Regions from separate parts of the Homo sapiens genome. Here region 1 is linked to region 2. Evidence: read pairs that join two places in POLR2A ChIA-PET (ENCODE). Cell type or tissue: OCI-LY7. All regions are shown on one strand. Links, peaks and the distances in the headings refer to the core of each region. The heading gives the core; the rest is flanking DNA.

Region 1 (2,913 bases), core at 116-2,615, 460 kb before region 2:
AGATGGCACCACCCTTCACTCAGTGATCCAGATCCCCAATAGCATTATTTTGTTTTTGGTTTTTTTTTTTTTTTTTTTTTTTTTTTGAGACAGAGTCTCACTCTGTCTCCCAGGCTGGAGTGCAGTGGCCAGATCTCAGCTCAATGAAACCTTCGCCTCCCGGGCTCAAGTGATTCTCGTGCCTCAGGCTCCCGAGTAGCTGTGATTACAGGTGCATGCCACCACGCCCAGCTAATTTTTTGTATTTTTAGTAGAGATGGGGTTTTGCCATGTTGCCCAGGCTGCTTTCAAACTCCTGGCCTCCCTGCACAGACAAGCCTGTATGAAATACCTGATCCTCCTGGTGATGAAACCTGTGTTCCTTTAGAATTACCTAAGACAAATTAACAGGTGTGTGTGTGTGTGTGTGTGTGTGTGTGTGTGTGTGCGCGCGCGCGCTAATATTCTGATCGTTTTACAATTTATAATCTGAGTAGTGTAGATGTTAGCATATAGTTAACTAAAATATTGACCAACTGTTAGTAGTAAATACTTCCTTTTTTATTTATTTATTTATTTATTTTTTGAGACAGAGTCTGGCTCTGTCGCCCAGGCTGGAGTGCAGTGGTGCGATCTTGGCTCACTGCAAGCTCCACCTCCTGGGTTCATGCCATTCTCCTGCCTCAGCCTCCCGAGTGGCTGGGACTACAGGCGCGCCCGCCACCATGCCCGGCTAATTTTTTTGTATTTTTTTAGTAGAGACGGGGTTTCACCGTGTTAGCCAGGATGGTCTCAATCTCCTGGCCTCATGATCTGCCCGCCTCAGCCTCCCAAAGTGCTGGGATTACAGGCGTGAGCCACCGCGCCTGGCCAATACCTTCTTGAGCTCTCACTACTTATAAGTCTTTGTACTTGATGCTACCAGGAAAAAAAAAATGGTATGAGACATGGCAACTAACTGTAAATCTGTTTGTAAACATTTGATATGCATGTGAGTCACCTGGGGGGGTCTTCTTGCTAAGCTGCAAGTTCCCATTCAGCAGGCTTCTGGTAAACTGAACAAGTGTATATATCTCTGCTTCCTCCCAAAACTGTAAAATGGAAATAAGGGGCTGGGCGCAGTGGCTCACACCTGTAATCTCAGCACTTTGGGAGGCTGAGGCGGGTGGATCACTTGAGGTCAGGAGTTCAAGACCAGCCTGGCCAACGTGGTGAAACCACGTCTCTACTAAGAAATAAAAAAAAAAAAAAATTGCCAGGCGTGGTGTGGTACGTCTGTAGTTCCAGCTATTCAGGAGGTAGAGGCAGAAGAATCACTTGAACCTGGGAGGCAGAGGTTGCAGTGAACCAAGATCACACCACTGCATACCAGCCTAGGCGACAGAGTGAGACTCTGTCTCAAAAAAACTAATAAAAATTTTAAAATGATGATAAGGAATAAAAACAGTATAAGCCCAGAAACTTCCCAGAGAAATACCAACCAAATCTTGTAAGATGGAAGGCCAGCGTGTGAATTTAGTAGAGCAGAGAACGCTAGAACTGAACTGCCTTCCAGGGTGGGTGGCGCAAAGCTGAAGGTGGGATAGCTGGAGTTTTTGCTGCAGAATCCTGAATTCTGGATTCCAGATTCAGGACTGAACCAGAAACAGGACGTGAAAGGACCTTCCATCAGAGCAAGAAAGGAAAAGGAGAGAGAGAACACCAAAGAATCTAGGAAATAGGGACGAACACAGAACAGAAAGGAAGGGAAGAACCCCCATACCCCAGCCCACACACTGAGGCCCTGAGCACAGTCGGCCTAGATGGAACATGGGGCCACCACTAAAGACCTTACTCATGTAACCAAATGCCACCTGTACCCCAGTAACCTATGAGGATAAAAAAGATGGGGGATGAGGGCCAACGGTCCCAGAAGGGATGGCATCAAGCAAAAATGCTTTTGATCCTATTGAGAGAATAGTTTTTCAGTTTCTCTGACAACTTGTTTTTTTCTGGCCCTATTTGTGGATGAAACAATAATTCACACATAGAAAACTAAGCAAAAGTAAACAGGGAGGCAATATTTAATATAGGAATAAAGCAGAAAGTTATAAGAAAGAAAATATAACCATGGACTATTCCAGGGTTGGCCCTGAATATTTATATAATCATAAGTTTTATCACCAAATCTTGACTTAGTTAAAAGTGTCATATAACTATTTAAGAAGGATTGAGGGGGAGGATTGTGGAGGGACCAGAATAATATAAGAGCTAAACCTCAGAAAACTAATAGGTAATCACTGAATTTGATGTCAGAAGGATTGAGTATCAGTAACTTCATTGGAGAAGAGTTTATACCTGTGTATACCCTGCAGTGCTGAGACTAGCTCAGGTACTTTGTTGGGGGTTTTTGTTTTTTTGTTTTTTAATTTTTATATTTCAATAGGTTTTGGGGGAACAGGTGGTGTTTGGTTACATGAATAAGTTCTTTAGTGGTATTTTCTGAGATTTTGGTACACCCATCACCTGAGCAATATACAGTGTACCCAATGTGTAATCTTTTATCCTTTGCCATCCCCACCCTTTCCCCCAAGTCCCCAAAGTCCAATGTATGATTCTTATGCCTTTGTGTCCTCATAGCTTAGCTCCCACATATGAGTGAGAATATATGATGTTTGGTTTTCCATTCCTGAGTTACTTCACTTAGAATAATAGTTTCCAGTTAAGGCCAGGCGCAGTGGCTCACGCCTGTAATCCCAGCACTTTGGGAGGCCGAGGCAGGCAGATCACAAACTCAGGAGTTCGAGACCAGCCTCGCCAACATGGTGAAACCCCGTCTCTACTAAAAATACAAAAATTAGCCAGGCGTGGTGGCGTGCACCTGTAGTTCCAGCTACTAGGGAGGCTGAGGCAGAAGAATCACTTGAACCCGGGAGGCAGAGGTTGCAGTGAGCT
Region 2 (2,913 bases), core at 279-2,778:
GGTGGTATGGGACTGCCTCTACACCTGCGAGGGCTGCCTCTCACGGAGGAAGCAGGAGCGATGAGGCAGATGCCGACAAGATCCTCCTGATAGGTTTGGTGGCAGCTGAGGGGATTTCCACCTAATGGTTTCTGTTTTTTCTGCGAAATAAGAGCTTGACCATCTACTGAGGGGAGAGTAGTGGTATTGTAGGTTTGAAGAAAATGATGATAATTGGAAATAGCTGCTGTGGAGAAAGGGCACAATCTTGCCGGGGAAATAGAGGAGGTTTTCTAGGCAATGTTGAGAGCGGAGTGAGGCTGGGGTCAGTGAATTCACAGTAACATAAATCTGTGGTGTGATCTGGTTTTATCTGCGGATCTCAGCAGCCTGGACGTGAGTGAGGTGTACGTGTCACATTTGGAGCCATGGCAACCATCCTGTGACCTGGAGGACAGAAGTCTAAAGGTAAAGTGAAAACACTGAGGATGGCGGAGCAGAGGATGGTGGGCGTCCCTCAGGCTGTTCTGTGCACAGTAGTGAGGATGACTCTGTTTGGAAGTCAGAACTCATTGCTCCTCTCCTCAAAACCCACTGATGACTCCCTCCCTCTCCACGAATAAAATTCCACATCCATAAAGCCCCATGTGATCTGACTCCCCACTGCCTCTTTGATCTCATCCTTTTACTCTCCCCCTCCCTCCCTCCAAGCCAACCTCTGGCTTCCTTGTTGATCCTTGAATGTTTCCAGCACGCTCCAGCCTCATGGCCTCTGCGCTAGCTGTTCTGCTTCACCTGGGATGCTCTCAGCCTGGAGTGATCTCAGCCCACACCTGGCCTGTTCACCCACTTGCTTCAGCTCCCTGTGTAAATGTCACCACCTTGGAGAGGCATCCTCTGACCACTCTCTTTCTAATGCACCCCTTTCTTAATCGTTCTATTCCCTTTTCCTGCCTTATTGTTTTTCAGAGTGCATATTAGCACTTTACACTTTAAGGACTTGTTTATTCTCACACACAAACTCTTACACTTCCTCATACGCACATGCACTCACACACAAACTCTCACACTCATATGCACTCACGCTCCCTGATACATGCACACACACTCTCTCACTCACATGCTGACCCGCAATCACTCTCACACATGCACAAATGTGAACTTCCAGAGAGCAGCACCCTGGTCCATTCCCCAACACCTAGAGCAGCACCTGGCATCTAATAGGTATTCAACAAATCTTTATTGAATTAATTAATGAATTAAAATAAAAAGCTAGGGGCTGGGTGTGGTGGCTCACGCCGGTAATCCCAGCACTTTCGGAGGCCAAGGCAAGCACATCACCTGAGGTCAGGAGTCCAAGACCAGCCTGACCAACATGGTGAAACCTTGTCTCTACTAAAAATACAAAATTAGCTGGGCATAGTGGTGCATGCCTGTAATCCTAGCTACTCGAGAGGCTGAGGCAGGAGAATTGCTTGAATCCAGGAGGTGGAGTTTGCATGAGCCAAGATTGCGCCATTGCACTACAGCCTGGGCAACAAGAGCGAAACTCCGTCTCAAAAAAATACAAAAATAAAAATAAAAAGCCAGCGTGCTTCATGTTATTGAGTCACTGAACTGACCCTGGAGCCACCCAGGCGCAGACTTTTTGTCATGGGAGAGTTGTCAACTGCCAGGTCCTGGGAGAAAGCAGCTAAGGCTGAAGCAGGGGGGCAGGGCGTGGGCACCCGGGATGGCACCCCTGGCACTCTGGTCAGAGCCCGCCCACTTCACCCATGGCCTGGCCCAGCTGGCCTGCCCCAGCCCTGCAGAGAAACTGAAACCAGAAATCTAGCTCTGAACCCTGGCCCCTCGCGTGTACGACAGCCCATGTGCTTGGTTCCTGCAAGAGAAAAATCCCACACTTCTCCAACCAGGACAAACCTGGTGTTTTCAGAACTTCCTGTCCCCAGGTTCACTGGTAGAGAATGGATTCAGTTGTAAATAGCAGGAATCTGAAAATAGCAGCTTCAGCAAATTAGGGGTTTAAGTTTCCCAACCGCACAAGCCTAGACTAGAGGTGTGTGGGTCAGGGCAGGTGCAGCAGCTCTGTGCTCTCAGTGGCCCTGAGTCCCTGTCTGTCTCTCTTCTGTCCTGAGCATGTGGTCCTGATTCCCACTTTCCCAAGCAAAGCCAGGGTTCTGATAATGAGGAAGAGAGGTGACCACGGCCAGAGTGTAAGCCAGTGGTTTTTCTTTTTTTCTTTATTTGCCATGGAGCCTAGCTCTGTCACCTGGGCTGGGGTGCAGTGGCATGATCTCAGCTCACTGCAACCTCCGCCTCCTGTGTTCAAGCGATTCTCCTGCCTCAGCCCATGAGTAGCTGGGATTACGGCCATCATGCTCAGCTATTTGGTATTTTTAGTAGAGATGGGGTTTCACCATTTTGGCCAGGCTGGTCTCAAACTCCTGACCTCAAGTGATCTGCCCACCTCAGGCCAGTGGTTTTCAAACTTTGCGTGCACTGGAGTTGCCTGGAGGGCTTGTTCAAACTGAGATTTTGCTCCTCCTCTCAGTTTCCTCCCTCACCGGTTTCCCAGTGATGCCAGTGACCAGGGACCATTCTTTGAGAACTACTGGCAACTGGTGTTGTCTGCTACCCCAGGTGATGTCACCTGGAATGTAAGAGAAATATGCAGAGTGGGAAAGCTGGCCACTGACTTACTGGCTTATCCTTAGAGTGGTCACCATTGACTTACAGGGACAACCTCAGTGTAGCTAAGTCTCATCTTATTTGGCTGTGTCCTCCTTCAGGCCCCTCACTTCCAGCACTCCTCGCACCTTCCTCTGTTGTCCATACAAGAAACTGGCTTCAGGACTTTCTGGCCAAGTGTGTGTGTTTGCACAGAATGCTGAATCCAACTCCCAGGTGCCCAGAGAAGTCAGGACTGGGCTG

What was found. ChIA-PET counts read pairs that join two places held together with the same protein. Peaks named below come from ENCODE experiments on the same cell type or tissue, not always from the same donor. Only the 100,000 strongest peaks of a DNase experiment are listed, where the experiment ranks them.
Region 1: POLR2A ChIA-PET joins it to region 2 with 6 read pairs; 2 of 35 experiments call an interaction of 5 or more read pairs at or near these places.

Annotation. Positions count from the first base shown.
Region 1 is chr2:65,399,452-65,402,364 of GRCh38, reverse strand. The region is part of intron 1 of SPRED2 (sprouty related EVH1 domain containing 2); the gene reads left to right. Among named protein-coding and RNA genes, the nearest start is that of SPRED2, 32 kb to the left of the region's middle. In OCI-LY7, for the core only: no CTCF peak of the experiment used is centred there; no DNase peak of the experiment used is centred there.
Region 2 is chr2:64,936,946-64,939,858 of GRCh38, reverse strand. No RefSeq gene overlaps it. Among named protein-coding and RNA genes, the nearest start is that of LINC02245, 6.0 kb to the right of the region's middle. RefSeq lists an enhancer at 1,163-1,718. In OCI-LY7, for the core only: no CTCF peak of the experiment used is centred there; a DNase peak (open chromatin) is centred at 1,814; H3K4me3 peaks cover 1,684 bases; H3K27ac peaks cover 2,099 bases.